2 separate regions of the Homo sapiens genome follow, and region 2 is linked to region 1. The links are chromatin contacts, found by Hi-C in ENCODE. All regions are on one chromosome and are shown on one strand. The core of a region is the stretch at or near the end of the contact, and the rest is flanking DNA. Distances in the headings are between cores, read along the strand shown. Region 1 overlaps SLC22A5 (solute carrier family 22 member 5). Region 2 overlaps HSPA4 (heat shock protein family A (Hsp70) member 4).

What was found. A loop is a pair of places that touch in the nucleus more often than their neighbours do. Pooled maps may share reads with other maps.
Region 2: a loop to region 1 is called in a pooled map, with 20 times the contacts of the local background. The contact joins two enhancer-like sites. A Hi-C loop is called at or near these places in 21 of 37 single-sample maps with no recorded cell type and 13 of 50 pooled maps.

What each region holds. Positions count from the first base shown.
Region 1 is chr5:132,386,386-132,389,104 of GRCh38, reverse strand. SLC22A5 (solute carrier family 22 member 5) reads right to left here. Exons shown (of 10, transcript NM_003060.4): 5 at 1,954-2,080; 6 at 84-184. Among named protein-coding and RNA genes, the nearest start is that of MIR3936HG, 18 kb to the right of the region's middle. RefSeq lists enhancers at 2,265-2,474, 2,615-2,664. Within about 2 kb of position 1,329, at least 28 of the 41 ENCODE cell types and tissues checked have a DNase peak (open chromatin) inside an H3K27ac peak, as active enhancers do.
Region 2 is chr5:133,105,596-133,108,314 of GRCh38, reverse strand. HSPA4 (heat shock protein family A (Hsp70) member 4) reads right to left here. Exons shown (of 19, transcript NM_002154.4): 19 at 1,866-2,719. Among named protein-coding and RNA genes, the nearest start is that of HSPA4, 55 kb to the right of the region's middle. Within about 2 kb of position 1,379, at least 4 of the 41 ENCODE cell types and tissues checked have a DNase peak (open chromatin) inside an H3K27ac peak, as active enhancers do.

The sequences.
Region 1 (2,719 bases), core at 80-2,579:
TGAGGCATGTCTGTAAACAAGAGGCCCAATGGCCACTTCAAGAAGCTTTGTCTGGAAGCCTCAGGCAGGTCTCTTTTACATACCACAGCATTATGGACATGATGGTGACCATCCGGATATTCCAGGTTCGAAGCAGATCCAGAATGTTGTGGGACTGCTGCTTCTTGGAACTTAGGTCTTGTAACTGCAGGAACAACATCATAAGTGTATGGGAAGAAGAGGTGGTCAGAGACTCAGAGCACACAATAACATACTTGAATCCCTGGCATCTTAGCTGTCTGCATCTCAGCGTCGGGGAGTGTTACGTTTCTAAGAACAGTAAGTATACTGACTGTGTTTTAGGCTGTGAAAACTTCCCTAGGCCTTGTCAGTAACAAATCAGAGTGAATGAAAATGAGGAAAAGTAAGTGACCAGTCCCTCAAGGGTACAGGAAGACAGAGGCCCAGGCTGACAGCTTCCTCACTGCACCCCCACATATTCCTGTCGGTGGCCACATTCCAAGGAGGCCTCTAAGTATTCCTCCCGAAGCCTGGCTCCCTGCCCTCTGGGTCAGAGAGAGTACCTGGCTGTGTGGTTTATTGGTCTGATATTTTTTAAAAGTTAATGTTTTGAGTCCTTATACTATGTAGTTACTGGTGTGCTTCCAGGGAAAAAGAATTCAAATAGAAAAACAGGAAAATTGACCTGAGCTTCACCCAGAGTGACTTCCTATGAAATTCAGCACAGCCAAGGCCATTAATAAACCACACGTCTAAACACACTGATGTTGCTTTCTTAAGCAAACCCAGGTTTGGAGCTTGTTTTTCCAGAGTTAGAAGTTCAACAAAAGGTCAACTTTGGACTGAAAGTATCCCCTGAAATAGCCTCATTTCCTCAAAGATGCCAGTGGGGCTTATGCATTCACCCAGATTGACCCCTCACTTAAAAGCCCCCAAAACCACCTAACTTAAAAGCCCTCTGCCACACTCCTGCCTGACCTTTGCGCACAGGACCCCTTTCTGGTGCATGCTGACAGTGGCTGCTGGGCCACCACTCACTGGGAAGTCTGCAGGGCTGGCAGTGGCCATTGGCCTCCGCTGTCTACAATAACTGTTCCCTCTTTTCCAAGCCCAACCATGCCTGCCTCTCACACTTCAGCAGGGCTGCTTGTGGCTGTTCCCACACCCAACCCCTCATCTTCCAGTCAGACCACAGACACATTCCAGAACCCCACCAGGCAGCATTTACAGCTTCTAACCTCTCATAGTCACGAGACCAAGGAAAACTGCCTGCTACAGAGATGGTAGGAGAGGGAACGGGAAGGAAAAGCAAGAACCAGGAACTAGGTAGAGCCAAGAAATGAGTCATGGTGTGTGAGAACAGGGCTGACGGGAGGGGTGGGGTAGGGGGAAGAGGTGGACATCAAAAAGGACCTGACTCCAAGATGATATGCAATAATTAACCATTGGAGGGCAGAAAGAGACTAAACACTTTTTTTTTCTTTTTAATGAATAATTGCTAATACTCAAGAGATGAAATACTTCTAACTCCAAATCTATTTGTGCTTTACATTTTACGTTTGGGGTTAGCTTTGTAAGGTGACAAGCCACCTTAGGTATAAGAAACAATGATTTTCCCAAATGCTGACTTTATGAAAGGCCTATTACTCAAAAAGAGTATTTATTGTTAGAAGTAATGGTTAAAATATATGATTGCCTAGAAAGGAAGTAAAAAATGAAAATCTGAAACCCGTGGTGAAAAGAGTGAGGCAGCTGTAACCTATTCCTCAACTTCTGAGTGTTAACAGGGCCCGTGTGGGGGTGGGGAGTGGGGGGATGGGGGGAATGGGCAGTTGGGGCTTGGGCGGAGAGAGGGCTGGGCTGCTGTGAGCAGGGAGGACTTCAGGGCTGGGTGCTGCTGCTCTCAAATCACGGTCAGTCTGTCCCTCTCACCCACACCCACATGGTGCTTACCTCACTCGGGTCAAAGATAGTGGAAGGCACAACAATCCCATTGGCTTTGGCAGCCTTGCGGATGATCACCTCTGCCTCTTCAAATCGTCCCTGAGAGATGAGCCATCGGGGGGACTCAGGGATGAACCTGGCAGTACAAGGTCCAATCTCAGTGAGGCCTCCCTGCCAACAGCAGACCCACAGACCAGGTAGAGCACAGCCATAGGTGGGAATAAGGTTGCAGAACCAGAGCTTGTGGAATGTTTGGTGATCACAAGCCAGAAGCAAAGAGCTGATCCACACGCAGCAATAACCTGGGGTGGATGAGCTTATGTGTACCCCACACCGCACAAAAATGGGAGAGCCCTGCACCCCCTGACGGCATCCCCATGCTGGCTGGCCACCTCCATTTCTGAAGAGCAGTGTTGCCATCTGCTGGGCTGAGGAGATGGGTGCAAGATGGGCTCCGGAAGCCTGGCTTCTGTGCATGTCTATGTCAGCCCAGGCCCTGCTACACTCTCCTCCCTGTCCCCGGCACCAACAGAAGCTTCTGCACTGGCCTTTTAGCTTCTCTTCTCTCCTCACCCTACCCCTGATTTATCCAACAGATTAGTCAGATACTCTACCTAAAATAGCATGTTTGGCCAGGTGCAGTGGTTCACTCCTATAATCCCAGCACTTTAGGAGGCCAAGGCCGGTGGATCATTTGAGGCTAGGAGTTCCAGACCAGCCTGGCCAACGCAGTGAAACCCGTCTCTCCAAAGAAATACAAAAAAAATTAGCCAAG
Region 2 (2,719 bases), core at 130-2,629, 720 kb before region 1:
GGCTTGTCTCCCCATGTTGCCCAGGCTGGTCTTGAACTCCTGGACCCAAGAGATCCTCCCACTTTGGCTGGGATTACAGGCATGAGCCACCATGCCTGGCCCTAAATGCTTATTGTAGCAAACTCTGAAAACAGAAACAAGCAAAAATAAACAATCACCCACAATCCCACCCTAAAAACCACTTCATCTGGGAAAATCCTTCTGGCTTTTTTATTGCAAACCCATTTAATGTTCTTTCAAAACATGAGAGGCTATGTAGTTTTATAACCTACATTGTGTGTGTAAAAATGTAGGCCAGGCATGGTGGCTCACACCTGTAATCCTGGCACTTTGGGAGGCCAAGGTGGGCAGATCACAAGGTCAGGAGTTCGAGACCAGCCTGGCCAATACAGTGAAACCCTGTCTCTACTAAAAATACAAAAATTAGCAGTGCGTGGTGGCGCACGCCTCCAGTCCGTTACTCGGGAGGCTGAGGCAGAAGAATCACTTGAACCCGGGAGGCAGAGGTTGCAGTAAACCAAGATCCCGCCACTGCACTGCAGCCTGGGTGACAAAGCGAGACTCCATCTCAAAAAAAAAAAAAAAAAATACACACCTTTCTGTTAAAGCCACTTAAAATTATTGAAATAGATCAAGTGTACATGAGTACACTATCAAGTCAGATCAAAAAACAAGCATCACCAAGCCTCACATCATGTTGTCACTACTCCACAAAGAGTAACTACTATCCCAACTTCTAAAGCATGGTTTTCAGCTGGAACCATGCTTACATCTTCCCTCTTCCTGCAGGTACCAAAACCAGCAATTTTCCCCTTCATTTGGCTGTCCCCTCAAAGGTGGACTAAGTCCCACTACCTCCAACAACCCCCAGGCCCCCTGTGCCCCTGCAAAGCAGCTCCCACTGCCCCACAACAGAACCCTGATCTCTCAGGCCCCCACCTTTTAAGGAGACAGGGTATCACTTTATCACCCAGGCTGGAGTTGCAATAGCACAATCTCAGTTCACTGCAGCTTTGACCACCTGGGCTCAAGTGATCCTCCTGCCTCAGCCCCCCAAGTATCTGGAATCACAGGTGCACACCACCACACCCAGCTATCTCAGCTCTTTCTACCACATCTAACAATTCCCCTACAGAAACCACTTACATGCTCAGGAGGAAACCAAACCTACTAGACACACGTTTCTCAGACACGTGGCTACAATAGGCCCTGGGTAGGCCCTGGCAGGTAAGCTGCTCCTACAGCCAGAGGACTAGGACTGTGCAAGGGGCATGACCCAGGGAACAAGACCCCTGACCCCTCCTCGTCTAGACCCATGCCTTATCCAGTTAAGGTCTTTTTCACTGGCTTAGTGCCCTTTAAACACCCATCACCACCACATACATACACCAACACACATTCCACGCAGCCACACCACACATCCAGTGGCGCCAACTATTCTAGCACACTCTGGACCGCGCTGTTCTTTGGCCAGGTGTAAGTCCTAGCACTTACCTTTATGCCATAACCCCCGCCTTCTGCTAACAAAACCCTCAAAGTAAGGCCCAGTCACAGGAGCAAGACAAGGATTCCTAACACCAAAGGAACTGGGCCAAGACTCAACTGGAGAGTTTGAGTACAGAAAAATTAGGCAACATTTTCTCACAAAGTAGGCAGTGTGCTTCAGCTGTCACTCTTCAGACTGGAAGTCTTCAACGGATGTTAAGTGAAATTTAGCTCAGAGGGTTCCTACTCCTAGAGAACATTTTTATTGAAAACACACCCCCCGCCCCCACCCCACACACACATACACACAGACACACACACATACACACACACCCCCACACACACACCCAGCAGCCTTCATTATGGAATTAAGGAAACCATTCAAGTTTAAGACAGGTTTATTTTATTAGTTTTTCCTAAACTTGTCTCATGTTTACTGAATGATTTTCTTAGTGTAAGAACGTGACCTGGAGCTTTAACAAATCAGTTTGGATAACGCAACCTGGATAAATGCTTGTCTGTACACAAGCCATCAATTACCACTCTCTGTCCTGGCCTCCATGAAAATCCAATTGGTCTTAAAGCCTGTCTAAGCAGAGAGCAAGCAGACCACATCATCGTGTTTCAACTTGAAATTCACCCCCATCCCAGCACCCACACCCTTCCCCACACACACACACACACACACCAAAAAAAAAAAAAAAAAAAAAAAAAAAAAAAAAAAAAATTTTTTTTTTTTTAAGAAGAAATGGCCATTACGGTCTGGGCCAGTTGTAAAGGGTTGGCTTAATCCTGCAGCCAGCACTTTTAAAATAGCTACTGGCTTCACAGCAGGCCAGCTGGAACTCTTGAAGCATGACAGGTAGAGAACAGAGGATGTGCTAAGAACCTGGCCTTGTTGTGGTGCCTCGAGGCCTCCATGCATGCTTACACACCAACATAAGTATACTTTCCCCTTCCTCCTCCTAAGCAATTGTTCTCCATTGCACTTTAGAGCCTGTAACACTCAAACTTTTCAATGTTATCTAGAGATGGACAAACGCTTAATTCTAACTATGCAAGATAGCATCTTATTTCTAACAACATAGGCCAAAAGTAACAGAGAGGCACTCTGTTATACAGAATATCAATTTTTACAAAGATTCAAAACATTACCAACAAGCCCTGTAACAGTTTCTTAAAGCAGGTACCAACTCTGGCCTCAAACACAGGCTTCCCTTGGAGTTTCCAAAAT